Linked DNA regions of Mus musculus: regions 1, 3 and 4 are each linked to region 2. Evidence: chromatin loops called from intact Hi-C (ENCODE). Cell type or tissue: heart. All regions are shown on one strand. Each heading gives the region's core, and the rest is flanking DNA. Links, peaks and the distances in the headings are about the cores only. Region 1 overlaps Sgk3 (serum/glucocorticoid regulated kinase 3). Region 2 overlaps 1700034P13Rik (RIKEN cDNA 1700034P13 gene). Region 3 overlaps Cspp1 (centrosome and spindle pole associated protein 1). Region 4 holds the start of Ppp1r42 (protein phosphatase 1, regulatory subunit 42).

Region 1 (7,439 bases), core at 12-5,011, 120 kb before region 2:
TTTAAGATGAATTTTAAAGGTGCTGAAGAGATGCTTCAATGAGTAAGAGCTGCTAGTAGTCCCAGCTCAGCTCTCCCATCCATTCCGTCAGCCTTCTCCTCTAGCCCATGGCCATTCCTTTGTATCAGCAGAAACACAAGGAACCCTGGGGCCACACTGCACTGGGAGTCATGTAGGTGAGTCTCACTTTCCTGACTCCCACTGTACTCTTTCGGTATTTACTCTTAGTTCTGTACCAGCCTGCAGGAGTCCCTTTTCCCACACCACACCCATTCCCTGATGACTCCACCTTCTGGTACAGACCCTGCTTGGCTCTTTCTTGTAACCCTCTCTGCTGTTCCTCTAAGCCTACTTCCATTCCTCTCTGCCATCCTCTGTCTAGCAAAGGCAATCTCTGCCAGAAACCCCACAGCAACCACACCTGCTCAGGGTCCAGAGAAAGCAACTGCAACCATAGAACAGAACCCTTACCCAACAAAGACAAGAACAGACAATGACACCAAGAAACACCTCAAACACTGAACTCCAGATGCCTACACCCCACACAAAAATAAAAACACGAACAGCCAAGACAAAGTGCCTCTACCAGAATCCAGTAACCCTATCACAGTAGGCCCCGAGAAATGCAATATAGCTGAAGCACAAGACACAGACTTCAAAATGGCAAGTATTAATATGTTCAAGGGCCTTAAAAATGATATGAATTTGTATCTATTTTCATCCTTTTACACACTGACTGCCAGTTAGACCAGCACCATTTATTGAAGATGCTTTCTTTTTTCCATTGTATATTTTTGGCTTCTTTGTCAAAGACCAAGTGTCCATAAGTGTGTGGGTTTATTTCTGGGTCTTCCATCCTATCCCACTGATCAACATGTCTGTCTCTGTACCAAAATTACGTCCCTAAACCTCAAGAGACTTGAGGCCTAGGAAGTGGGGAGGCCGGGCAGGGTAGGGGCCGGGGACATTCTCTTGGAGACGGGGAAGGAGGAGAGGAATGGGATGAGGAGCTGTGGGAGAGCAGACCAGGAGGGGGGTAACAACTGCACTACAAAAAAAAGTAATAAAAAATAAATGAAAAGTCTTAAAAAGGTATGAATTATCAAATGAATGGTATATGAGATTATGAATAAATCCCTTAATAAAGTCTGTAAAACTATAGTTGAATGAAATAATGAAAACATCTCAAGACATCAAAGTATAATTTAACAAGGAGAATCACTAAAGTGATTAAACTGAAATAAAACTATATAAAAAATTTAGGAAGTCAAACAAAACTTACCTCTGAGGTTAAGTCCTACCAACTGTTGTGTAATGGTTTACTCCCAGATTGAAATACCATACAGGAAAACCTCTTGAGCAGAAAGGTACTACCTGAAGCTAATCAAATTAGTTAGCTCCCAGCTGCAAAGAAGATTGTGAGACTAGAGAAACTGCCTGGAAGAAGGAGAAACCAGTCCCCAGGTCGGAAGAGGTTTAACCAACTGAGTCACTGAAAGGGACACTCTCCAACCTGTGAAGTGAATGCAGGCTGTACAGTGTAGGTTCCCAGATTCTGTGAGATGTCACCTGTGCTGGGGTGGGCTTTGGTGATGTAGCTATCTGAGTAATTTCTGCTCCTATAAGTATCCTTTGCCCATACTCCTTTAAGTAACCCCAATAAAACGTATTGATTCACCAAGTTGGCCTTTGGTGGCATTTGTTCTTTGGTCTGTCACAGGTTTCCTATCTGGAGTGAGTGTGTTATTGGTCTCCCCCAAGAAAGCCGTCACACAACATTAATGTAGTACAAAACATGTAGAATCTCGGGAGTTGAAGATAAGGTAGGAAAAAAAGGGATAGCTCAAAGAAATGCTAAACCTTAAAAAATCCAGCTAGAAACATGCAGGAAACCAAGACCAAATCTACAAATAGAGGAGCAGAATAAACCCAGACCAAATACAGAAAATGTTTTTTAACAAAATCATAGATGATTTCCTTGATGTAAAGAAGGAGGTGCCAAGCTGGGTGGTGGTAAAACATTCCTTTAATCCCAGTACTCAGGAAAGTGAATCTCTGAGTTCGAGGCCAGCCTGGTCTACAGAGTGAGTTCCAGGACTGCCAGGGCTACATAGAGAAACCCTGTCTTTACAAACTAACTAAACTAACCAATCAACCAAACAAATGATTCCAGTTAAAGAAGTAGGTGTCAAGAACTTGAGACTATATCGTACCTAAGACTTGAGACTAGATAGTGCCTAAGAACTCGAGGCTATATTGTACCTAAGAACTCAACAGTACCTAAGAACTCGAGGCTATATTGTACCTAAGAACTTGAGACGACTATGTATAACTTAAGAACTTGAGACTATATAGAGGGAAATCTAATACTATTATTCTGCTAAAGGAATACAGCAATAAAATGAGTCCTAATGTCATACTACTATATCATAGATCAGTACCTTTCTTATCCATCATTAGAGAACCTTCTTCTTGCAGTAGACTGGAACTAACAAAGAAACCCACAACTGGATAATGTGCAGAGTGAGATACTTTGGAGCACTCAGTCCTAAATGAAATATCTTCATCAAAGCCTCCCTATGAAGGCACAGCGACATATGTGGGAGAGGAGGCAGAAAGATCTTAAGGGTCAGAGGTCATGATGAGTATAAAGAAACAGTGTCTTCTAGACACAGCAGGACTGATGCACATGCAAAAAGCATACACAAGTTCAAGCCAGATAAAGTCCCAGGTCAGTGAGGGGGAAATGGACATGGGTTCCCACCCCTAACCAAGAAGCTATCTGCATTTGATACCCACTGGCAATGGGAAAAGAATCAGTTTCCTCCAGTGGAATCTCTCTGTCTCTCTGGTTATATTAACCACCCATCAGGAAGGCACCATACCCAGGAGTAGATGCCCAACACAAAATGAATTCAATGGTGTTTTGTAGGCTTTCTGTCTCCTTTCACTTTGGATTTCCTTTCTTTCTTTCTTTCTTTCCTTCTTTCTTTCTTTCTTTCTTTCTTTCTTTCTTTCTTTCTTTCTTTTTTCTTTTTTTGTCTTGTTGGTCTTTGGTTTCTTTTGATTTCCATTTGTTCCATTGTGTATGTGTACTTTGTTTTTTTGTTTTGTTTTTGTGGCTTTTCTTTTCTTTAAGATTTATTTATTATTATACATAAGTACGCTGTAGCTGTCTTCAGATGCACCAGAAGAGGGCGTGAGATCTCATTACGGGTAGTTGTGAGCCACTACATGGTTGCTGGGATTTGAACTCAGGACCTTCGGAAGAGCAGTCAGTGCTCTTACCCACTGAGCCATTTCACCAGCCCCTTCTTTTTCATTTTTTTTTTTTTTTTGACACAGGGTTTCTCTGTGTAGCCCTGGCTGTTTGGGAACTTTCTCTGTAGAACATGCTGGCCTCAAACTCAGTCTCCTGAGTGCTGGAATTAAAGGTATGTATCATTATGCCCAACTGATTGTGTACTGTTAGACAAAAGAACATAAAGTTGGGTGGGTAGGAAGCGAGGAAGCGGGTAGGATCTGAGAGAAACTGGGGGAGGAAAAAACATGATCAAAATCTATCTTTTTAAAAATTTATTATTATTATTATTATTATTATATTATTATTATTATTACTATTATTATTATTTGGTTTTTCGATACAGGGTTTCTCTGTATAGCCCTAGCTGTCCTGGAACTCACTTTGTAGACCAGGCTGGCCTCTAACTCAGAAATCTGCCTGCCTCTGCCTTCCAAGTGCTGGGATTAAAGGCATGCGCCACCACTGCCCAGCCACACGCGCATACACACACACCACATGTATGGATGTGTGTATGTGTGTGTGGCGGGGGACGGGAGAGAGAGAGAGAGAGAGAGAGAGAGAGAGAGAGAGAGAGAGAGAGAGAACAGCATTGGCTACTCTTCTAGAGGATAAAGGACCTGGATTCAATTCCTGGCACCTACCTGATGGCTCATGAGATTTGACACTTCTAGTCTCCATGAACACTGTATGCACTTGGTGCACATATACATATCCAGGTAAATACTCATACACTTACACAAAAAGGAAAATAAAATCTCAAAAAAAATATTGTAGAGGATCCATGTTTTGTTCCCAGCATCTATATCAGATGGCTCACATCAGCTTTAACTTCAGTTTCAGGGATCCAATGGCCTCTTATAGTCTCAGCAGAGGCCAGGGATGGAAGCATGTGGTGCTTAAATATGCACGCGCGTGCGCGCGCATACTTAAGCATGTGGTGCTTAAATATGCACGCGCGTGCGCGCGCATACGCATACACACACACACACACACACACACACACACACACACACAGTATTTAAAATCATTTCAGATCTGGAAGTTTATCCCAGTGATAGGAGCACCTGCTTCAGCAACCCTTATGCCAATGTGCTCAGTAACACTCAGACACAAATTAATGAAGAACACAGCAGAAACCTTCATCAACTTTTGAGTATGAAATGTTGCAATCCTTTATATCACTTCCTTTTCTCTATACACTTGTTTCCTCTTCAGTGAAGAATGAGGATTGAGCCTCCCTAACCCTGAAAGTGAAAATCAGGAACAAAACTGTCCTTAACAGAGTAGTCATTTCTCAAACTAACAATTCCGGACTACATAAAACAAGTCAGGGTACAAATATTGCTATGTCAGATGGCGTAAAATATCACAGTCATTATGCAGAGTCTAACCTTTAACCAAGACAGGGTATACAAAATAACATTACTTCCTAGAGTAATTTCCTTATCCCCCTAAGTTTCACAGCAACAACAAATGAAGAGATTTGGGGCTGGGAGGGATGGTCACTTGCTGAAGTATTTGTTTAGCCAGGAGAAGATGAGTTGGAGGTCAGGTTTAAAAACGTTGGCCTGGTCACACTTGTGCCATTCCAGCACAGGAAGGCGTAGTCAGTCAGGCTTCTGGGCTCACTGGTCAGCCAGCCTAGTTTCAGGCCAGTAAGAGTCTTTGTCTCACAACACAAAATAAAATAAAACAAAACAACATGGTGACGCCTAAGGAGTGACGTCAAGGATTTGGTCTGTCCATCACAGGAATGTGCATGCACACCCATGCAAACACAGGGCAACCCTGGAATCACACCAGATTTGCATATTGGTGTTGTCACTTTTCATCTGTCTGTGACTATCCTCTGCTAATTTATAAACAGATACACTAATGAGGCATGCATAAGCGTAGTGAGTTTGCAGCTCATCTGAGGGGCAGGTCATGTGTAACAGCCAACACAAAATATGTAAGTCCAGGAAGAAGGCTGTCAGTGGTTACTAACATCATTACCAACCTTCTGATGACTATCAACAATCTATGTTGCTTTCTAAAACTTTACACATGGCTAATTCTAATGCACCTCTCATCACCTTTTTGCTTAAAAACATACCTTTAGTAAACTGCCTCTACCAGTAGATCTAACAAGGGTAGCTAATACGAACATTTTAATAATACTTTTATTATTTTCTTTCTTTTTCTTTTTTTGATTTTTCAAGACAGTTTCTCTGTATAGCCCTGGCTGTCCTGGAACTCACTCTGTAGACCAGGCCTGCCTCTGGCCAGCTTATTATTTTCTAAAAGTGCTAGGACAACTTATATTCCCAGGAAAAGACTTTGCTTAGGGCCAAGGATACAGTTGGACTGATAAGAGTATTTAGCAAGCAAGCATGAGGACCCGAGTTCAGATCTCCAGGACTTAGTCACGATCTGAGCGGGGTTTACACATGAGTCCTCCTGGCACCAGAAAGTCAGAGACAGTTGGATCCCTGCAGCTAACTGGCAAGGCTGCCTAGCTGAAATGAGTCAGCTCGGGTTTAGTGACAGAGCCTGTCTCAAAAACTAAAGTGGGCAAGACTGAGGAGGATACTTCAACCTCTGGTACACGCGCATACACAGCATACGCACGCGCCGCGCGCACGCGCCGCGCACACGCGCCGCGCACACACACACACACACACACACACACGCACATACAACACTATACCTATACACACATTTGTTAGGAAATAATTGCGCTTGGATGCTGGTTTACTATGTACAGAAATGGTAATGGCTACCCTAGCTTCCACCTACTAAGACCATCCTTTTGACCTTTAAGAAGCACTCATAATTACTACGCAGGAAGATATTTAATAACTGTGGTCTTACTGGTCACCTTGAAGTTTCTGTTGCTTTCTTCTCTTCATGGTTCTGTGAAATGCTAGGCACGTCCTCCACCACTGAGCTAGACACCGCTCAGGGAGGGTGCACAGATACTCGGGGCCTGGCTGCTTTCATTCAGGTTGGCTGTGGGGATCCATTTCTTAAATCACAGTGAACCTAAGCTCTAGATTTCACTCTTTGACATAAGACACACACTTACCACATTAGGGTTAAATGGAGGTGGAATCTTTTTTTGTACGAGGTCAGTCCAGCTGAGTGACTCAAAAAAAGGATGATTCTGGATTTCAAGCTAGAATATTAAAAAAAGTTTCTTTTAGAAATGACAAAAATTTAAATATTCATTGAAGAATCTTACAAGGTGAAACTACGTCCGTTTGTCACTCAGTGTTTTTAATCTGATATTGATGTTGGACATAGGCTCTGGAAAGGCAGGTATGTAGAATCAGCTCCTTGTACATAGGGAATGTCACCTTCACACAGTTTCCCACAGGTTAAACAGGGTTAACAATCCTGTCCTAAATATTTCATGGAGTCTTCAAAGATGAGCATAAAAATGTGGAAATAAAGTATCATAAAAAGTCAGCATAGTCTTACACAGGGGACAGATGTGAAAGTTGTGGGAGGGGTCTGCTTACACAGGGGACAGATGTGAAAGTTGTGGGAGGGGCCTGTTTACATGGGGGACAGATGTGAAAGCTGTGGGAGGGGCCTGATTATACAGAGGACAGATGTGAAAGCTGTGGGAGGGGCTTGCTTACACAGGGGACAGATGTGAAAGTTGTGGGAGGGGCCTGCTTACACAGGGGACAGATGTGAAAGTTGTGGGAGGGGCCTGCTTACACAGGGGACAGATGTGAAAGTTGTGGGAGGGGCCTGCTTACACAGGGGACAGATGTGAAAGTTGTGGGAGGGGCCTGCTTACACAGGGGACAGATGTGAAAGTTGTGGGAGGGGCCTGCTTACACAGGGGACAGATGTGAAAGCTGTGGGAGGGGCCTGCTTACATGGGGGACAGATGTGAAAGCTGTGGGAGGGGCCTGCTTACACAGGGGACAGATGTGAAAGTTGTGGGAGGGGCCTGCTTACACAGGGGACAGATGTGAAAGTTGTGGGAGGGGCCTGCTTACACAGGGGACAGATGTGAAAGTTGTGGGAGGGGCCTGCTTACACAGGGGACAGATATGAAAGCTGTGGGAGGGGCTTGATTACACCAAGGCACAGCACAGTCCAGTTCTATAGCAGTTATAAAGTAGGGCTCAATCTACAA
Region 2 (7,439 bases), core at 795-5,794:
ATAGGTGCCAATTCTCCTGGCTAGATCCTGACGAGCCACGTGTAACCTGCCAAGCCAGAGCATTTATTTAATGACTAAATATCGCTCCTGTAAAAACACAATGGGAATCGAGAAAACAGCTGAGTAAAGTATTTGCCATGCAAGGATGAAGACCTAAGCATCCCTACAAGATAGACTGTTTTAAAAGCCGGGGCCATTGGCATTCACTTGTAATCCTAAGATAGAGACAATCAGATCTCTGGGGCTCTCTAACCAGTCAGCCTACTTGGCAAGTTCCAGACAGTCACACACACACACACACACACACACACACACACACACACACACACACACACACAGAGGAGATGGTACTTGAGGAAGGACAATAGAGATTGACCTCTGACCTCCATGTGCACACACACATAAGCATAATGAATTCAGGTATAGTGAGTGGCACATGCGTATAAACCATCCAATTGGGAGGCTCAGGTAGTATGACAGAGAGTCCAAGGCTAGCCCGGGCTAGATAATAACCCAGGCATTGTCACAGAATGGGGAGTCAAGAACAAAGGAGAGGGGAAAGCCGAGAAGGGAAGGGAGGAAAGAAGAACAATGAATTAAAACTGTATCACCATGATATTATGAAGTAAAAGTTTGAAACAGACCATCTCAACAAGTGTTTTGAGAACTATCATCATTGTCATCATCGTCACCACCACCACCATCATCATCATCACATTCATCTACTGACCCAGCATCAGACAGTCACACAGTCAAAGTGTGTCAAGGTTTCTTGGTACTTGTGTTCTTTAGCTCTGACACTTTGGACTGGATGATGTGGACAAGCCACTGTCCTAGTAAAGGTAACATCGCTATGCCTCTTCATCCAATCTGTAAAATGGGAGCTTTTAAATGTCTCTATGTCATGAATAAATGAATTTCTACCCACAAACTCTTAGAATTATAACTTGCATGTAAAGTTCCTTAGATAGGATAAATATGTATGTGGCTCTCTTGTATACATGTTGGCCTCATACATCTCCAGTGAGGTTATCTAGCTGAATCCAAGTATCAACCAGGTAGGCAGATTTTACTTGCAAGCCCACAGTGTAGCCTGTTATTCTTTCATGGGTATAGCAGAAGCACTGTCATCAAACCAGGCCACATGGTGCCAGTCCCTGAGACAATGAGGTTTGGTGAGAAAGAAAGTTTATTCTCAGGACAGCTGAGCCTAGACGGTGGCCCAAGTTCTCAGGTTAGGGTTGAGGATATTTGAGACAAGGCTGCTGACTGGAGGGTGGCGCCTGCATATTGGCAGAGAAATAATAAGAGGTCTGTGGATGTGCTAGCAAACTTCCCGGCTCCCCAGGATCCTCATGGTGTGAAAGTGGTGATGTTGGCATGATTCCACAGTGCCATGTGGCGTCCTGACATCAAATAGCGGTTATCAGACACTTAGGCAAGCCCAAGTAAAGTGCTGTTGTTATTGTTGTTTTTTAAAACAAAAACAGCTTTCTTTTTTTTTTTTAAAAGATTTATTTTATTATTATGTGTAAGTACACTGTAGCTGTCTTCAGACACACCAGAAGAGGGAGTCAGATCTTGTTACGGATGGTTGTGAGCCACCATGTGGTTGCTGGGATTTGAACTCTGGACCTTTGGAAGAGCAGTCGGGTGCTCTTACCCACTGAGCTATCTCACCAGCCCCCCAAAAACAGCTTTCTAGTCCCTGAGAAGTAATCAAGGCCACTGTTACCATTATAACAAAGTCAAAGGTCCTATCTACTGTAGACTCAGTGGGAGATTAAACGTACCCCACTATGTGACCTCCAAAAATGAGAAGTTTTCAAGTCAAGTGAAGGCACAGATCTGAAAGCAACGGAGTTACCATTTCAACGGGAGATGTCTGAGTCAAAAAAAAGGAATTTTATATTCATAGCACAGCAAAGCCACCAAACATGAACACCGGTATGCTGGTGTCCTGCCCGTTGCCCACAAGCCTTCAGGGGAGACATAACATAGAACAGACAGCTTGGGGAACGAACACATTGCTTTCACAACAGGTGAGAAAGCACTGAGTTTAGCCTGTCCTAGAGGAACTTGTCACATGCCACAACTCAAGATTGCTCTTTTCATGTAGGAGTGTCTCTCAAAAGCCTGTCTGTCTTTCTCCCTCCCCCTCCCTCCCTTTCCCCCCCCTCCTTCCCTCCCCACCTCTCTCAGATTCCACCAAGACTCTTACCACAACCTTTGTAGGTCAGACTACAGCAGTATTCTCAGAGAGGGGAACTGGTTTATTTAGTGGCCACTGCCTAAGCTGCCGAAGTGGGAGGCAGATAGTGAAGTGGAACCTGGAGCTTGGGCATGCTTGTGTAAAACTAGCCTGACCAACCCTGAGTGAGTGAGTGAGTGAGTGAGTGGAAAACTGACTTGGTTCAGAACCTTATGCCGGGTTTAAAAATAGGGATGTGGCCACACTTCTGTTCCTGTATATACTGGGAAGCAAGGAAGAATTCTTTTTCATTGTCAAAATCGTACACTGCATTCATTGAGCCAAATTATCCAGCTGTATGATCTTTCCCGTACTCATTAACCGTCTATTTGACTGAAGCAATGTGAAATTTTGAAATATTTTCTGGTTTCATTAGTACTCTAGGAATTTGAGTGCTTGACCCACACTATTCAAAGGGAAAGCCCGCCCCCTAGAGGCCAGGGCGCTCATGTTTACAGTCCTCCAGGAGGCTAGCGTTAGAAAGTTCCATGCTGTAAACACAGTACAGTGTGTGTGTATGAAATTCTCACAAAAGATTTAATAAAATAGCATACTTCATCAAGGATTAATAAATAAATATTTGGTAAATATTTAAAAACATTTTTATCTTAAAGCCCTCAGTAAACTGGTGTGTAATGATTAAAGAATTAGAAATACTTATTACTTGATTTAATTATTATATACTATATATATGTATACTAAATTGCCAGCTTACTTCATACACTAAGCACAAAAAGAACAAGTAGTATGTCTCAATAAAAAATAAAATACGTGAATATGTATGGAAGCTTTATTTTTTAACACAATAAGGACTTTTTCCCCCCCAAACAAGTCAGCTTAGGGAGGTGGGATGGTATACACCCGTTTCCAAAACTCTAGAGGCTGGAGCGGAGCTAGGGGGAGTTTGAGGACAGCCTGGGTTATAAAAAAAAATGACAACAAAGGTTGATTTGAAATGTGACAGCTTTTCTTTGTTGCTCTGTATCTGGAAACAAACGTGTAACTCTGTCTACTTACAAATGTCCAAGTTTCACTGAGGTGTTGTTTTATTTCTTACTGAATCAGAGTCTTGATAGGTAGCCCAGGCTGGCCTTGAACTCCCTATCCTAAGTCAGCTTCTTGAATGCTGGAATTATAGATGGATACCAACATGTCTGGCTAGCTCATTAGAATAAAAAAGGTAATTCAGTGAGGGGACATATACAGTGTCCTCACTACTTGACAACCTTGGCATGTCAGAGCCTCTGTGAAGAGTTATCATCACTGTACAGGATGCTAATAGTATTTCAGATGAGAGCTTCTGTAGATATCAATTGGAGTAAGTACGGAAACGGAAGACTAAGCTACAAGAAAACCTAAGAACATTTGTGAGGATATGGAGAAAACAAAATCTGTGGAAACTTTCTCCTTCTTCAGAATGAATTCCCTGTTGTGACTGTTAGTTTGGTGGTGGTGGTGGTGGTGGTAGTGGAGAAGGTCATTTTTGTTAGGTTTTTATTGCTGTGTTAAACAACATGAACAAAAACAACTTGGGGAGAAAACACACACACACACACACACACACACACACACACACACCATCAAACTCTAATCAGGACAGGAGTGCTTTGCTTTGTTTTGCTTGTTTTTGTTGAGTCAGGGTCTCCGTGTACGAAAGGCTGGCCTTGAGATTCTTCTGCCTCCCTTAGGATAGATGCTCAGAAGATGATGAGACGAGTAAGGGCACTTGCTACAAAGCCTAATGACCCAAGTTAAATTCCCAGAATCGACAGTGGGAGGAAAACACTGACTTTTGCAAATTGTCTAACTTCCATTTGTGTACACAATGTGCCACACCCCTAACACAAAATCAATAACTGTGAAAAGTTTTTTAAATTTTACTAAGAGAAAAATTTAAAACCCATTAAAAAGCTAATTATTAGACTGGGCATGGTGGCATATGCCTTTAAAACCAGTACTCAGGAGGCAAACAGAACCAAAAATAAAGGGACAGAAGGTTGTTTGCTTATCTGGAGGATAAGAGTTTTGAATGCCTATAAAGTTGTGAAAAAATAGCTTGTGAGCTGAGTATAGTGACCCACAACTTTAATCTCAGTAATTAAGAGGCAGAGGCATGTCTCTGTGACTTCCAGACCAGCCTGGTCTACATAGTGAGTTCTAGGCTAACCAAGGCTACATAGTAAGATCCTGTCTCAGAACAACAGACAAATAACTAAGAAACTTGTTATGAAATAGGACTTGGTCTATAAGACACTAAAAAAATCAGAAATGGGGCAGAGTCCAGAAAATATTCCAAGACTGGTGCATATACAAGATCTTACACATTTTCAAAGTAGCATTTCAAATTAGTTGAGAGAAGATAAACATCTCAGAGATAATTTGCTATCTTCAGACTTCTGGTATTTTAAGATCTAAATGTCTCCTGTAATACAAAAAGAAAAAAATCATGAAATTATTTCTAAAGTGAATAGAAACAAATATTTTTAATGAACTTTGGGTAGGAAAGTACTTTCTGAGGCTGACAGAAGGCCATGAAGAAAACGACAGATTGGCCAGATCCAGAGATTTAACACCTTGAGCTCAAACCTGTTCTTCCTTGCATATTTTCTTCTCCTCAGGAGTCCCAGAGGCTAGCCGTGTTCAGCAATGACAGCATGTAAGGAACAGGGCTTGGAGCGGGGAGGTGTCCTGTGGGCTGGGCTGGGCATCACTGCATGCCCGGGGAAGAAAAAAGGATTTCACATTTAGGGGGTTGATATATAGGCTTGCCAAACATTTTAAAATGAATTAAATGGAGTAAAGATTCACTTATACCTTCCCCTCAACACCAACATAATTTCCACACTGTACAAGACAACATACTGAAATAAAGAGATGAGCAGGGTGTAGTAGTCCACACCTGTAAACCCAGTGCTTGGTGGCAGAGATGTGTATGCTCACAGTTCCAGACCATCCTGTCCTACATAATGGAATTCTAGGTCAGTTAAAGCTACGTATCAAAAAGCCAAAATAGGGGCTGGAGAAGTCGGTGCTTAAAAGTACTTGTCCTACCAGAGGACCCAAGTGCTTTCCCAGTGCCGTTATCAGCACAAGGCTCTGGGAACCCAAGCTCCAGGGGATCCCATACTTTCTTCTGGTGTTCATGGGCACAGGTAAACATGCACGCGCATGTGCGCGCGCGCGCGCGCGCGCACACACACACACACACACACTGTAAATAATAACAGTTTTAAAAGTAATCCAAGTATGGTGACACACACCTGTGTTCCCAAAACTTGGGAGACAGAGCAAAAATATTAGGATTCTTGGCTACACTGTAGTGAAAACTTTGGTTTCTTAAAAAACCCAGTTACATGAATATGTTTTTGGTTAATCCCAGGTGTGGGGTAAGAGGCTGCATATAGCAGGCGATTACGATTTGCCTTGTGTACTAACAGGGCTGTGATTTTTGCCAGCTGCAGATAGTTCAATTCTGGGGATTCCAGAGAAGATACAAATGAGAGACCCCGAGAGGGCCTGTGGGGGTTGCTGCTCTCCTTGCTGCTGTGTTTGCTTCAGTTACTGGTTTGCTGCACTGTTGAATATTCTGACAAGTATTGGGATTGCTCAACGTCCCTATTCAACAGGAAGTGGCCTAGAGTAGTGTGCATTCCCCTTTCTCTCTAACCTTCATTTCCTCCTAACTACTGTGGAGGCGGAAGGGATCAGGGTGGGAAAAAGGTTGGAAGGGAGGCAGAGGTATAAGAATCCAATAAAAGGACAGCCAGGGCTATACAGAGAAACCCTGTCTCGAAAAACCAAAAAAAAAAAAAAATAATAAAAAAAAAATAGTAAATTGATATACCAACACTACACAGCAAGTTCAAGGCCAGCATAGGCTACCCTGTCTCAAACAATGACTTACAAAAAGAATATCTTCAATTGTAACAAAGGATTATTATTTATAATATATAAAGAATTTATTTAAAAAAAAAAAAAGAAACAAAAGCAAATAACCAAGGGGTTGGGAGACAAAGTAGAGAATTGTCTTGGTTAATGCTTTATGCTGGGAAGGGACACCATGACCAAGGCAGTTTATACATTTAAAAAAGGCATTTAATTGGGTGCTTGCTTACTGTTTTAGAGGGAAAGTCCATGACCATCGTGGAGTGTATCAAAGTAGCAGGAGTGGAGGAACTGGGAAGAGTGCGCGCGGGGGGTGGGGAGGGGGCCAGTGGCCACGGGGGCGGGGGGGGGTGGCGGGGAGATAAAGGGGAGTGGAAGAGAACTGGTGTCCAACCAGAGTTCCAGTGCTCTGGGCGGGCAGACTGCTGCACGCTTTCCGCAGCCCAGGGTGGGTGTCTGCCTGTGGGAAGCCACAGAATTCCAGCTCGGCCTGGGGTGGGGGGTGGGGAGTGGGGGCGTGGACAAAGGGCAGCCCTAGGCTCCAGGTTCTCAGCCTTGGGCATTCCATGCTGGATACTACGGAATAGCTGAGAACAGAATGCCTCCCACCCCCAGGGGGTGCGGCTCAGTCAGCTCGGTCAGTCCCAGGGCCAAAGGGAGGAAAGGGCAGGGAGAGAGGGTAGTTCTCACTTGGTGGGGGGTAGTTCCCACTTGGTAGGGGTGGGGAGGTGGGGGCTGTGAGGATGGTAACTACGTGACAGGAGCCAGGTGCTCAGGAGACATGGCTGAACTCTTGCCGTCCCATGCAGGTGGAAATCTCTGGCCATCGGGGCTCTGGGGTTCAAGACCTATGCTTGACTGGAGACCAGGCTGCCAGTGCTCAGCCACTGCCCCTCAAAAGAGCTTACGTCCTAATCCAAGGCAGCAGGCAGAGGGAAACTGAGATTGGGCCTAGCCTGGGCATTTGAAACCTCAAAGCCCTCTCCCAGTGACATACTTCCTCCAACCAAGCCACACCCCCTAATCCTCCCTAGGCAATCCACCAACTGGGAATCAAATATATGAGCCTATGGGCGCGTTCTCATTCAAACCATGGTCAGTACACAAATGCTATTTATGGAATCACATCTTTTGTGGGTGTCATGCTGAAAGGATTAAATCATATTTTAAATATGTATTTTTCCTTGCCCTACTTGTTATTTTGGACAGGTTTTCACTATGTATCCCTGGTTATCCCAGAACCCACTATGTAGACCAGGTTGGCCTTGAACTTGCAGCAATCCTGGCTCTGCCACCTTAGTTC
Region 3 (7,439 bases), core at 887-5,886, 320 kb before region 2:
GAGAAGAGGAAGGAAGTTGAGTAGAAAGGAGGTAGGTAGGTCTGAATTTTCAAAATCAGAGATGAAAGCAGAAACATTACAAAAGTTGCTGAGGAAATTCAGAGACTCTTAAGACACAATGTAAAAAGCTGCATCCCAGTCCTCAGAAGGCAGAGGCAGATGAGTCTCTGGGGAGCATAGTCAGGTGACCAGCCTGGTCTACGAAGTGAGTTCCAGGGCCGCCACAGACACATAAGGCTGTAGCCAAAAAAGTATAAGAAAACAAAACTAGTATCCCACTAAAATGAAAATTCTTAAAGAAATAAATGAAAAAATGTGAAGTAAATTATTAAAACAGGCGCATTGCTACCAACAAAATAGAAGAAATAATAATCTCCTAACAAAAATGGCCCACAGCCAACAGACTCAGCATAAGATTCTAGCAGACTTTCAAAGAACTTACACCATACTGCCCAAATTGCTCTTAAAATAGAAAGGAAAGGAGTATCTCCAAATCTGTGTCACAAAGTCAGTCCTATCCTGATCCAAAACCAAATTTCCCGCGTTAAAAAGGGAAACCACAGGCCAATCTCTCTGATGACCATAAATGCTGCATGGTTTAAAAAGAATGGCTCCCATAGGTTCATACATTTGAATTCTCAGTCACCACAAAGGAACTATTGGAGGACTAGTAAGTGTGGCCTTGTTACAAGAAGTGTGTCACTTGCTTTGAGATTTCAAATGCCCATGCCAGGCTCTCATATATTCATTCATTCATATTCTCTCTCTCTCTCTCTCTCTCTCTCTCTCTCTCTCTTCTTCTTCTTCTTCTTCTTCTTCTTCTTCTTCTTCTCTCTCATTCATTCTCTCTCTCCTCTCTCTTCTTCTTCTCTCTCTCTCTTGTTTTCTTTCTCCCTCCCCCCAACCCTGCAACTCTCTCTCTCTTTCTTCTTCTTCTTCTTCTTCTTCTTCTTCTTCTTCTTCTTCTTCTCTCTTTCACTCTCTCTCTCCTCTCTCTTCCTCTTCCTCTCTCTCTCTCTCTCTCTCTCTTTTTCTTTCTCCCTCCCCCGCAACCCTGCAAATCAGGACATAGCTCTCAGCTAATGTTCCAACATCATGAGTGCTGCCATGCTCCCACCATGCCCGTGCTGTGCATGATCATAGACTAACTCTCTGAAACTGTAAGCAATCCTCCAATTAATCCAATTAATGTAATGAGAGTTGCACTGCTCATAGTGTCTCTTTATTGCAATAAATCAATGACTAAAACAGACAGACAGACAGATACACACACACACACACAAATCCTTAATAAAATACTTGAACACCAAATTCAAGAACACACCCAAAAAGATTATTCTGGGTCCTCTGCAAAAGTAACAAGTGTTCTTACTCATGAGCCACCTCTCCAGCCTATCCATGGCAATTTTGTTCACTCATTAGGTATATAAAGTAAGAATTCTACTCTACTCAACAGTAGAGTGCTGGACCAGCACTACAGGGGAAAAAATAAACTTCTTGAATTGAGAAATCTAACTCTATTGGAAACATTTAAATATTCTCACTCAAAGCCAGTGTTTGATTTACAAAATTCAGTCTTTCTTCTGTAGAACTTTCACATTCAAAAAAATGGCAATTAATTCTTTCTAGATATTTTCCCATATAAAAGCTGAAAAAAGATATTTTCCAAGGAGCTGGGACAGTTAGGAGTAAGTACTCGCCCTGCAAAGACTTACTTTGATTCCCACATTGAGCAGCTCACAACTGCCTATAACTCCAGCTCCAAGGGGGTCTGACTCCTTACACTCCATAGGACTCATGTGCAAAGATACACTAACACATAAATAAAAATAATAAGTATATTCACAAAAAAAATTGCAAGGGGCTAGGACTGTGGAGCTCTTGCCTAGAATGTCCTCAGAGCCATCCTCTGCATCACATAAAACAGAGCACTCTGGAGTGCACCTGTATTCCGAGCCCTCAGGAGGGAGAAGCAAACAGGATGACTACAATTTCAAGGTAATCCTTTCTTCACCACATAATGAGTTCAAGGGCAGCCTGATCCAGATGGAACCTTACCCCAAGAAAACAAAACTAAACCCATAGTTTACCAAGAAATCCAATAGAATTCCCCCAAGAAAGTCCTCAATTTAGATATGGACCCACACCTTGAACCTCACTCCCAAAAGCTCCTAAGTAAGTTTTCTTTAACCAACATAAAGTATGGGAGATGCCAATGTGTTTCTTGTAAGCATTCTACTAAGATGTTCCCTACTGGACTATGGCCTCATCAGTCTCCTTACACTGGACACTACAGATCCTGTTTAAACCCTCTGCTCTGCTTTCTCATCCTCTCATGCGTACCCTGTGCATTAAATATCACAACTGTCTGCCAACATCCTCCTTCTCCCCTCACAGGCTCAGAGCCTCAGCACCTCCTAGCTGAACTGAACTGATCAACAGCTCACTAAAGGTTTTTCTAGGGCCAAAAAGATGGATCAGAAGGTCAAAGAACCTGCTACCAACCCTGACTACCTGAATTTGATCCCCCCCAAAAACTATATGGTGGAAGGAAACTCACATGCACACAGACACACACCAAATAAATAAGAAGGTCTTAGAAGACGTAGGAAAATAAAAAAAAATAATAAAACTCCCTAAATCTACCAGGAACGTCTAGAAACTAACATGCAGCTCAAATATTAACTACACACCCAGTCCTAACTGTCCCAGACAAGCCTACTGTTTCCTACAGCAATTCCAGCATCCCCACTTCAAAGCTTACCGTACTGCCTGCTATTGTTCTCCCCTTCAGTCTACAGTCAGTCAACAGTGAATGAATAAATGAATGAATGAATACCTGCTCCTGCAAAGCTTCTTGGTAAGACTGAAGCGACTGTGTAGAAGGTTTTGGCTTATCCTCAAAGACCAGTCCTGAATTCCTGAGTCCATCACTAAGAACTTTCTGTTCATTCTGTCCAACAGTATTCCTAAGAGCAAATAAACAATTTCAATCAATTTATTATAAGAACAAGCACATTCTAGAAGAAAACAAAAACAATTCTTTGCCTGGCATATAAAACCACCTTTTAAAAACAAAAAAAAAAAAAAAGTCTTTAAAAACAAAGCCAACAAGATGGGTCAACAGGAACAGCAAATGCTGTGCCGTGCATTTCCAGGACTACAAATGAGAAGCAGCTCCTGCAAGTGGTTCTCTGTCCTGCTGTGGCATGCATGCTGTGGCATGTTTGAGCACATGCACAAACACATGAACAAAGAAAGAAAATAGAAAATTTTAAAAATGAACTATAAGCCAAAATCAATCCTTCCCCCCTTAAGACACTTTCACCAGGGTTGTCTCAGCACTAAGAAAAGTAACGAAGACAACACAGAAGCATAAGGACACACAGCTAGGTGTGGTGCAGTTCAACTGCAATGCCAGCAGGGGGAGGCAGACACACAGACTCCTGGGGTAGCCAGATAGGTGAGTGCCAGGTTCCAGTGAGAAATCTTGTCTCAGAAACAAGACAGGCAGATCCTGAGGAGCAATACCTGAGTTGACCTCTGCCCTCCATATATACATGAATGTACAATGAAATATCATCTCACACTAAAGGTCAGAAAATAGGAACTGCTGTGTAATATGCAGAGAAATTAGAATCTTTGTGCACTGATAGTGGGAAGGCAAATAGTATATATTCTATAGTATAGAAAGTAATATGGCAGTTCCTCCAAAATCGTGCTAAAACAAGTTCCATGTAACCCCAAAACTGTATTTCTTACTACATATACAAAAGAAATGGGAAAAATACAATGAGTCTAGTAGCAGCATGTTTACAACTAAGATGATAAAGGAGCTCCGGTGTCCGCCAGTGGCTAAATAAAGGTAAGCACACGATGCACTATTATTCAGCCTTGAAAAATCCTAGCATAAGTTACAATGACCATCAGCAGCTAAGGACCCAAATGAGTCAGTCACAGTAAAACCCTGTCTGAGCCTCAGAGAGAACAGGGGCTGGCAGCCCATGTCACAAGAGAAATGGAGCTGTCCATCACTGAACTCACAGGATAGAGTTCTCATTTGTGAGATGACCATGCAATGTTACAGATGCACTAAACACTACACCAAATGCTCTTAAAGCAGGTAGACTACACGAGTTTATACTGTGCATAATATAAGCACGTTTATTTTAACTTTATTTTATTTTAAGACTTACACAGCTGGCGGTGCTACCTGGTGAGTGACAGGGGCAGAGACATGAGGGGCAGGCTGTCCTCCAATCATTCCTGAACCATCTAAAGGGAAACAGAAAAAAAGACATTTATTTCAGAATAGTTACTATTAATAACATCTTATCCCTAAAGAAAATTATACCGCAAGCTTTTCCAAAGCACCAATACATCCTTCCAGGCTAAGAGTCAGCAAAAGAACATAGGAAAGCATAAAACAGTTATAGCAAGTAACTAAGAGACACAATTAGTTTTATTTTGGTTTTAAAACTGGGTCTTGTTTTATGACCCAAGGGGACTACAAAGTTCCTCAGTTGCCCAAGTGGGCCTTGAACTCATGATCCTGCCTCTACCTTTAGCTGCATTTAAAAATGGCTATTGCTACAGTCTGTCCATCAAAATGTATGGAGGAATGTAATTCATAAAATCTTATGCTAACAAACTTAACAGAGTAAAAATTGAAGCCCCATGACTGAGTCGTAAATTGCTAGGGAAGTGGGAAAAAATGATAAAGATATACACCCACATCTGCCTTCCATACATTATTTGGCCATATTAGGTCTCATAAACTATCTTTATCGAGTATCAGAACAAACTAATAAAATTGGACTTGATTCTAAGGATGATTCTATTGTCAATAAATGTATAATACTTTGATTAAATGAAACTCTATCTTTTTCATTTACATACTATTGCTTCCATAAAAACAATTATCCTTACTAAACCACCAGGAAAATGTTTATAGAACATATAGAAAACTCACAGTATACAATATTGGGATCCAGTGTATTTCTGGCACCGTAAAAATAGTACGCATCATCGTAAGGAGTTCGATAGTTAGAAGCTGGAGGGGCAAGGAGCGGAGGCGGGGGTGGATTCAGAGGCACAGGCAGAACCCTATAGCAAAAGAAAACCAAAAACACTGTCCTCATATTTTATTACTTTTAATCAAGATCTTTTGCAAAAAAGGTGTTATTAAAATTAAACATCAACCCTGTACTAATTGTTCAAGAAAAATTAGGAATCAAAAAGCAAATAGTAACAAATTTTACAACTTCAGGAACACTTTGCTAAGATGCAAACAAGTTAAAGTAATTGAGTAATATCCAATAGCCATTATGTACCATATTAAACAAAGGCATGTATGCTCCTCTGCCCTTAGTAATAATACGGAATCAACAGTTACAACAGTGCAGCATCCGTGAGGCAAGTGACAAAGAATGCCAGAGGAATACAGAGCAGGAATACTCAGATATAAGGAGACAGGAGGAAAGCCGGAAGATTCCCAAAACAGGAAGTATCATATGATGAGAGTCACACACAGAGAGGGAGGACCAAGAGCTCCGCCACCTCAGGATTACAAATGGTTCTGTGTGGGCAAGGGAGTGCATAGCATGAGTATGTTTATGCATGTCAATAGCTGCACACACATGGTGTATAGGAACTCGTGTGTGTAGGAGAGGCTGGTCACATGAGTATGTACAAATGCACAAGCTAGCAGTCATCCTTGTATGTAAGTTCTGGGGAGCTGTCCACTTTGTTTGTAAGATGGGGTTGCTCACTGGCCAAGAAATCACTAATTACACTGGCTGGCTAGCAAGCCCCAGGTATCCAGTCTCTGCCTGCCAGCACTGAGAACACAAATTCATCCCACAACACCCAGCATTTTTACTGACTGAGCTATCTCCCCGACCCAAAGGGTATATTTTTTATATGTAAAACCTACTGCTTTTTCACAGAAAGTTAAACCACAATGTGGCTACTTGAGAATCCATATGGCCCTGATATATTTAAGAGTTCATAAATTTAAAATGTATAAAACCTTGTCCTTCCACATTTCCTCACTGAGGAGCAAATGTGCTTCTACCAGCACAGGATTTACTCTTCACTAATAGAAATGGCAAAGGCAAATAACTTTAGATAAACAAAGAAAAAGGGGAGACTCTAGGTTTTTTTACTCAAACATTAACATATTTTGCCTTAAAGAATCTGAGGGCTGAGGTAACACCAAAGTCTCTTCGGTAGGCAGCGGTTCCACACGTTATTGGTCAGTCAGTGAGTCTAACCTCACCATCATCAGTGCAGACGCCAGCAAAAACAACCTGAGTAACTGTTATGAAAACAATCTATTATCAGCAACTCCTAAATTGTATCTATACATAGAAAACTAATGTTTACATCAGCCCTCTAACTATGTCAAGTACTACCATCACCTTTTACAAATGAGAAAACTTTTTTGCATAAAGTCCAGTGAAGCCGACTACTCCAGCCTCTAACCCACAACAGAAAGCACTGTGGCTCTCTAATTCCAGTCTCTCAGCCTTTGGAGTAGGGAAGCCATTGAAGAAAATGAAGGAAGTACCTGAGAAAGGCTGTAAGAAAAGCCCCACAGTTTGTTAGTAACAAATAAAAGACCAAGTCCTGCTGAAAGATATCTCAGAAATGTATTAGAAGATTAAGAAAAACATCTACAAATGTAAAGATATTCCTATAATTAGTATATTAATAATTACAGGCCAGAAAATATTCGTGTTACAGGGTTTCTATTATATATAGATTAGCATAATGTGTTTTCCCTATAGAAATGACATGTTCAATATGAAATCCAGGGTTATAATCCCAACAGCCCAAGAGTAAGCCCAGAGAAAACTGTTAAGCCAGACAGACATGTACCAGATTAGTAAATTTTTTGGAATAAGCTGAAGAAACAATTCAATGATTGCCAAGTGGAAATAACTGAACAATGCATACCTTATACTAACATGTAGTTACTAATTCATTTTAAAAATAGTAAATGATAAAAACATTGAAGATTTCTCCTTTTTCTAACAGCAGAGAAGAAGTATCAATAACAATGAAGAAGAAAAAAACTCCTCAGCGAAGTTGCTCATGGCCCTGAGGCATCTCGGAAGCATCATCTGCAGCAGCACACCCTTGTAAGGTGGAGCACACGCGGCCTACCCTAATTCCCAAAGACAAACATTTAAACAAGCACCTGGGATGCGCCAGTTCACCAAGGGTGCTGCCGAGTCCACTGTGCAAGTCTTCATTGTGAGAAGGGGCGGAATGAACTGGTGGGACGGATGGGCTAGACGGGGCAGAGAAGGGAGGGGGAGGTGTCTGGAAAGCTACTCTGGGCCTCTCAGGTGGCATCTCTTCAAAGTGTCTTGGTGTCAAACTAAACTGCTTTAGTCTATCAGGCTACAATAAAGAAAAAGACAAAAAAAAAA
Region 4 (7,439 bases), core at 974-5,973, 240 kb before region 2:
ATATACCACGTAAGGTGGCCTGGACAGCCCCAAATATTCAAAAGTCAAAGGTGGAAGGGTTATGTGAGCTGATAAACCTGAACCAGTAAAGTTGAGCCCAGTCTGAGGTGCATAGTGAGAAACTTATCTCAAATATAAAAAATAAATGTGTACATAGCTTTCCCACAAATGAGAGCACATTTCATTTCATGATATATGAAAATTTTCTAAAACCAAGACTTCTAGAGCAAGTGAGTCTCGTTGACTTTCTAAACCTAGGCCTTACTAAACTTGGAGGCCTTACTAAGCAAGGCCTTTAACAGTTTTAGCTGCAGACTAAGTGCTATACAGAGAATTAAGTCAGCCCTCGACACCTTGTTAAAGTTGTTGCCTCCAATGGAATGATCCATTAAACTCATAGGACAGGCATCTGGTTTGTTTTAATGTATTGTTTTAATTATTCTCTCACTTCCTGTCCTTCTACAGCTTTTTCTCCTGGGAGGCAACCCTTGTACATGAGCCATTCTCCAGTGTAACTGAATTCCCGGCCTGAATCATTATCTTTCCTTTTGTGGCTGATGAATCTATACCTGGCTTCTCTTAGCATTTCTCTTTCCTTCTTCCCTCACCACAACTGGTTTCAACAATGAGTTGGGGGTTTGTTTTGTTTTGTTTTTAAATGGATTTTCAAGTTGAGGTTCAGCCCTGGCTGTTTATAGACTCACAAAGATCCACCTGCCTCTGCCTCCATAGCGCTGAGATTAAAGGTATGCACTATATCCCGAGAGTCCTTTTCACTGTGAATGATGGTTTCTTGTACTAAGTGTTGTCCTTCTTATCTTTCATTCCTGTTATTTATTTTACAAACATTTGTCAAGCAAGTACTGGTATACACCGCATTAGGTATACACAGCATTTGCCTACCCACTGACAATGGTGAGAGAAAAGAATGCTGTCCTCAGTTCTTTTCTTTCTTTCGCTCTTTCTTTCTTTTTCTTTTACAAAGGCAGATCCTTGTTATGCTAAAGAACTTCATATTAGTTGTTGAGGAAAACAGAAACTAACAAAATGCAACAGTAAGGCTTTCTGAAAGTTTACCCTGATCTAAGCTGAGATAAAGAGGGAATAAAACGTAAGAGGGGTGATCACTTCGGCAGCATATGTACTAAAAGTGGAACAATACAGAGATTTGCACGGCCTCTGCACAAATATGACACACAAATTTGTGAAACATTCCATATTTTTGTGACTGGGAGCGTGCGGGGCAGGTGGTGGTGGCGGCGGCGGTGATGGTGAGTGGGATGAATAAACTAAAAACAAACAAACAAACAAAAAACAGATGGCAGTGGCTCGTGCCTTTCATCCTAACAGAGGTAGTGGATTGATGTCAGAGTTCGAGGTCAGCCCAAGTTCCAGGACAGACAGAGCTACACAGAAAAACCCTGTCTCAAAAGACAACAAAAACAAAAACAAAACAAAAGAGGAAAGAAAACGTGCTATTGATACCCCAAAAGCTGGAGAATGGAACAGAGCATATCGGAACCCGAGAATCCTGAATAAGACAGGAAGCGGCAAGCTGCGAGGAGTGCCGTGACTATCAACCCAAGTTTGGGTTTTATCCTAGCAATGAATGTGGAGTTCTGGCTGTACCTACAGGCTATTCCTTTGGGTCTATACAGGGGCAGGTGTGGTTACCGGACACTAAAATAATCAAAGGTGATGGAGAGGGAAACGATAGCCTGCAAATCTTATTCTGCCCAAACTAACTGGTCTTTTTCGGGACCACCAGTGCACAACACCAACTCTCTGGCGTCCCTGTCACAAAGAGCCAGACTCAAGGCGGGCCCTGCGGGCTTCCCTGACGTCACGAGACTTAATCTGCCTGGGCGTTTGGAGCATTTGGTCGCCTGGCAACCGCCGCTGGCTTTGGAGGAGCCTGGCACAAGGACACTGACCAAACCAGTTACAGACCCGACTGGACAGAGCGGTGAGAAGCCCCCCGAAAAGCCTAGCCAGGAATGTTCGTGCACGCAGACTCTTAATACCGGTTAAAGTGCAGGTCCCTGAGCCCTGTCCCTAAACAGCTAGAATAGCAGACACACTTTAGAAGACTAGTTCGGACCAGCAGGCAAGGCTGGAAGCTCTCTAGAAGCCGGAGGGTGGAGGGGGCGAGGGAGCGGGGCCCAGGCTTTGAAAAGTCTGGAGGGCTGAAGCCCCACTTAGAGAATCTGGAAGCCACTGAGCTAAGGCCTAAGAAGAAATGTAGGTAGAAACCAAACTCTGAAACTGTCTGTCCTACCCAGTCTGCAAGGAGCCTAGAGGTGATAATCAGCAGAGGACCCATTCCCAGAGCCTTTCCCTCTGGTTTCTGGGAAGATGAGTCCCAGCAGTTGTATCCAATAGGAGATATTATGGAAAATGACTTCTCTTCTGAGAAAATCAAGGACACTCCTACAAGTGTTGACCTTATTGCTTTTATTATAATGTTCTAAAATGTACACAAGTTCAACTAAGTGCAGTTTAAGCCCTCTGGGGCTTATTATTTCTCTAAAACAATGAAACTACACTACAGTAAAGTTAGAGTTGGTGCTTTCTTGATGAAAAGAATGGTGGTGTTTTGACAAAACAATTTTCATGAACTCCCAAGCAGTTTATTATTTAATATTTTATGTTGTGGGTTATGGTGAGTCTCTCCCTTTCCACATTCAAACCCCTGGGTATTTTTCCTATAGCTTACTGATTACATTCCTTGGCCTTCTCTTGATTTAAAAATATTTTCAGCTTGTCTCTTCTTTTCCAAAAAGTCTCATGTAGCCCAAAATACCCTAATACTCACTTGTAGCCAAAGCTGCCCTTGAACTTCCTTCTTCTACCTCCTAAATTCTGGGGTTATATGAGTGCCACCAGCTCAGCTGCCTCCTTTCTTTACAGAGGCACCAGTTTTTATACAGAATTCATCTGTGGTGAAATAATTAAAAATATACTACTCTCTTGCCGGGCGGTGGTGGCGCACGCCTTTAATCCCAGCACTCGGGAGGCAGAGGCAGGCGGATTTCTGAGTTCGAGGTCAGCCTGGTCTACAAAATGAGTTCCAGGACAGCCAGGGCTATACAAAGAAACCCTGTCTCAAAACAACAACAAAAAAACCACTCTCAAATATGCTGCTCTGGCACATTGACTATTTTAAGTTAAAGACACTTGAAATCACAGCAGGTTGCCTGCCCACTGTTCTGCCTACCTGCCTGTCTGCTGACTGCTTCCCTTGTTAAAAGCCCTTTCCTATTCAAGGAAAACAAAAAACGTTTTCACTGTTAAAAACAAATGAAACAAGAAAATAGCAAAGACAAGTCCAGGGCTGGGAAAAGATCAATGACAATCAATGACAGAATTTATTATCTAATAGGAATATGCATAAGTTCTAAAACTTAAGTATCAAATCACAACCCAGTAGGAATAATGAATAAAATATGGAAAGAGCAATTAGCACATAAAAGGAAGTCTGAAAGGCTGACAAGGGAATGCTTCACTTTCTGCAGGGTGTCAAGAGTGGTACATTAAAACCCAACTTAAAAATATTGGGCTGGAGAAGAGCACTGCCTGCTCAACCCCAGCCACCACAGGGTGGCTCACAACCATCTGTAATGGGATCTGATGCCCTCTTCTGGCGCATAGGCATATATGCGAGCAGAACACTGTATACATAATAAATCTTAAAAAACAAACAAAAAACAACAAGAAAAAGCTGCTGATATCAGAGCTTTAACTGCATCTATAGGGACTCTGCCACTACCATCACCAATAAATGTCAAAGTCCCACTGAAGGACAATTTGGTTGAATGCAGTGACATTAAAATGTGCAGTCCAGGAATGGCCACCCCTAGATTAAACCTTGCTCTAAAGACAACACAGACAAGAAGCATAAAAGCGGCATTATAAAAGCAAAATACAGAAAGACACAGCGTTCCATCAGGAAGATAAGCCACAGCAGTACAACACTCTACAGCTGTATGTGGTAAACCAGATAGCTCTCCGAAACAAAAGGGTAAGCAGAAGAAGGCTAGAGACAGAATACTGACTCGGATGGCATGCAAAATTGGGGGGGGGGGGAAGAACTGTACTTTTTAGGTGTATGGGCATTTGTGACAAAACCATGAATACATCCACAGCAATGTCCAAACTAAAGGAAATGTCGAGAAAGGAAAGTAGACCTTTTCAGGGATTTATTTGGTTGATCTGGTTGTTGTTTTTTCTTCCCAGTACTGGGATGAACCCAGGACCTTGTGAATGCTAGATATCACTGAGCCACAACACACACACACACACACACACACACACACACACACACACACACACACACAGAGAGAGAGAGAGAGAGAGAGAGAGAGAGAGAGAGAGACAGAGACAGAGACAGAGACAGAGACAGAGACAGAACTTATTTTCTTTGGTTTTTTGAAGCAGAGTTTCATGTATTTCAGACTAGCCTAAAGTTCCTATGTAACTGTGGTTGGCCTTGAGCTCTGGGATTTTCCTGCATACACCTCACAGATACTAGGTTTATTAACCATCATGTTAAGCTTAAATCTACTTTTACTGTTTTATATTTTAAACTTATTTATGGATCTATGGCATTATGAAAAAACAATTTCAAATTTTGTTACAAAGTCATAAATGTATAAGCAAATTTCAGAAATGCATGTAGTAGAAATCCAGATTGCAGCCAGGCATGGTGGTGCATGCCTTTAATCCCAGCACTCAGGAGGCAGAGGCAGGCGGATTTTTGAGTTCAAGGCCAGCCTGGTCTACAGAGTGAGTTCCAGGACAGCCAGGGCTATACAGAGAAACCCTGTCTCAAAAAACAAAAAACAAAAAAATAAATAAATAAAAATCCAGATTGCCCTTTGTTCTGAAGGGTCTGCAGTTTATGCTCTGAACACTGAAGGGCACCCTGTCCCTTCAGATTTGCATATTATGAGCAATTTATATTGTCTGGGTAATAGGCAGTATGATTATATATATAAGGACACATTTATCATGTATCAAATTCATTTTCCTTCTAAGCACTGAACTCATACCCATAGAATATTGTGTAAATTGAAATGTTTATTTGGTATAATTCTAGATAAAATGAAACAATAGATAACGCATTCTAACATTGGACTTTTAATTACCTCTTTAGTTCAAAAATATGAAGCATAATTTGGGAGACAAGGATAATTGTCAGTTAAATATCTGTGTTTTTAAGGTGACAGGAAAAACCGGTTACCATATGATTATGGATAACATAATAACTTATATAAAGTAATTGTATAACTATATTATATAACTATAAAGTAATTATATTTGATAACATGTCCCCTATTTAATAGTCCTGATGCTTTCAAGATCAAAGAGTGAAGCCTCTATGAATAAAATGGCAATAGACTCATAATGATGACTGCAACAAATATTTTGACCTATGTCAGACACTCCAGAACGTTCACTGACACATCCAGACTTGTAAAATTGCAACATGGTATTGTGCTCTACAAAGCTCACACTTGAGAACCACACAGTCAAATTACAAAAAATAAGAAACTTGACGCTGTGTTAAGTAAGTCTGCCAGTTTGTGTCCCTCTCTACTCACAGCTGCCTGGGAGCATGCAGCCTACACACCACAGGAAGGCATCCTGCATGCATTCTGACACTGTCCCTTTGAACTAAGAAGGACTGTCCTTGTTTTATGTAGTTAAGACAGATCTTCACATAGCCACCTGCCTGGCCTCAAACACCTGGACTCCAGTAATCCTCCTGTCTCGGCCTCTCAAGAGGCTAGACTACAAGTGGTATCACTAGTGAAAGTCACTTATTTTATTTTTAAGGTTTCTTTTTAAGTATCATATAGTCTACACTATAATGTTTTCCCTATGATATTGTCATGAAGGCACATAATGTAATTTGGGCATATCCCCACCCCCTCATTGCTCTCTCTAATCCCTCCCATTCCCCTTTGCCCCTTTCTCTTCCCAGCTAGTCAGTCCCTCTTCTTCTTTAGAGTCTTCTTGTTTTCCTGGACCAATATGTTTGTTCCACTTGATTACGGGGCATAGGTGGAAGGTTATTTATAGGAGCATGGACACCTTAGTAATGGTTATAGCACTGGAGAAGAGAAGCCTCTCCCAGCTCCTGACACCATTAACTGCCCACACGCACACACCCCTGACACCATTAACTGCCCACACGCACACACCCCTGACACCATTAACTGCCCACACGCACACACCCCTGACACCATTAACTGCCCACACGCACACACTCCTGACACCATTAACTGCCCACACACACACACTCCTGACACCATTAACTGCCCAAACACGAGCACACGCACACACACACACACACACACAAACACACACACACACACACACACACACACCACAAATCTGACTGCATTTTTATTTATAATTTACTTTTGTGGTGCTAGGAAATAAATGTAGGTCCCCATGGATGCACTCCAGGATTGCTTTTTCAGTGAGTATCGAAGCTACTATGTGGACTGTGGACTGTAAGAACTGTAGTATCTGCACTGGAAAACACTGCGTCATGCTGTGTTTCAGTGTCTAGCCCTGGGCATGGAAAGTGTCTGCATCATCCTGTGTGTAACTCGGATTTCACGCATGTGTTCTGATTTGAAGATATCAGGTCTTGTGAGGAGTGAGAGACCTGGCTGCGTTCTCAGCTGGCACTGGAGAGCCTGGATTAAATAACTCTCCGTGATTTATTCTTTCTCCACCTATGAGATAAGAGCGTTGGACAGCTTTCCTTTTTACTAAAATAGGATAAATAATCATTTTAAAAGAGGTTCATCTTAGGACACAGGGTGTAGCTTAATGGTAAAGTGATTGCTTAGCATGCAGGGACCCCTGGATGTTATCATAGCACTAGAAAAAAATGAAGGGAGAGAAAAAGGAGGCACCCACTACAATTCATTATTGCTCTGGGGTAGAAAATATTTACAAGTGAAAGATATTTCTTTCACTTTAGAATTTAATCTCAGTATGAAAGATCGCCAGGCAGAAAGATCGCAATGTTGGAGACCAGGCTGGGCAATACACGTGAGACCCTCTAAAAAATAAAGCTGAAGAGGAGGAGGAAGCCAGGACTGCCGCTGCTTTGTGTTGGCATACATAGGTCTCCAACCCCAGGGTTCAGGAAGAAGACGCAGCAAATTCCAGGAAAGCCCAGGGCTACAGCCAGATCCTATTCCAAAACACAAACAATAAAATGCAAACCAGTAATGTACATAAAGTAAGGAACTCCTTTTAGTGCTTTAAATGTTTTCTTGGTTGTTTCTTTGGGTTGTTTGTTTTGTTTTGAGACTTGATGCTTTCAAGATCCAAGAGTCTATGTAGCCTTGGCTGGCCTTGAATTGGAGATCTACCTGCCTCTGCCTCCCAAGTGCTGGGACTATGTGCCACCACAG

Evidence for each region. Hi-C counts contacts between places; a loop is a spot of excess contacts. Peaks named below come from ENCODE experiments on the same cell type or tissue, not always from the same donor. Only the 100,000 strongest peaks of a DNase experiment are listed, where the experiment ranks them.
Region 1: it touches region 2 in a loop (2.1-fold over the local background); 2 of 42 quality-filtered maps call a loop at or near these places.
Region 3: it touches region 2 in a loop (8-fold over the local background); 18 of 42 quality-filtered maps call a loop at or near these places.
Region 4: it touches region 2 in a loop (10-fold over the local background); 21 of 42 quality-filtered maps call a loop at or near these places.

What each region holds. Positions count from the first base shown.
Region 1 is chr1:9,890,383-9,897,821 of GRCm38, reverse strand. Sgk3 (serum/glucocorticoid regulated kinase 3) reads right to left here. Exons shown (of 18, transcript NM_133220.2): 17 at 6,372-6,461. Among named protein-coding and RNA genes, the nearest start is that of Mcmdc2, 15 kb to the left of the region's middle. In heart, for the core only: no CTCF peak of the experiment used is centred there; no DNase peak of the experiment used is centred there.
Region 2 is chr1:9,768,194-9,775,632 of GRCm38, reverse strand. 1700034P13Rik (RIKEN cDNA 1700034P13 gene) reads right to left here. Exons shown (of 4, transcript NR_040462.1): 3 at 4,838-4,961; 4 at 4,377-4,673. Among named protein-coding and RNA genes, the nearest start is that of Gm39590, 4.3 kb to the left of the region's middle. In heart, for the core only: no CTCF peak of the experiment used is centred there; a DNase peak (open chromatin) is centred at 2,672.
Region 3 is chr1:10,085,718-10,093,156 of GRCm38, reverse strand. Cspp1 (centrosome and spindle pole associated protein 1) reads right to left here. Exons shown (of 30, transcript NM_026493.3): 12 at 7,205-7,410; 13 at 4,973-5,106; 14 at 4,197-4,275; 15 at 2,840-2,969. Among named protein-coding and RNA genes, the nearest start is that of Cspp1, 51 kb to the right of the region's middle. In heart, for the core only: no CTCF peak of the experiment used is centred there; no DNase peak of the experiment used is centred there.
Region 4 is chr1:10,003,599-10,011,037 of GRCm38, reverse strand. Ppp1r42 (protein phosphatase 1, regulatory subunit 42) reads left to right here and starts at 1,902. Exons shown (of 9, transcript NM_145692.2): 1 at 1,902-1,966. It overlaps LOC115487608 (a small nuclear RNA gene), which reads left to right and starts at 1,121; the gene lies at 1,121-1,224. In heart, for the core only: a CTCF peak has its summit at 3,624 (motif pointing left); a DNase peak (open chromatin) is centred at 1,837; H3K4me3 peaks cover 985 bases; H3K27ac peaks cover 705 bases.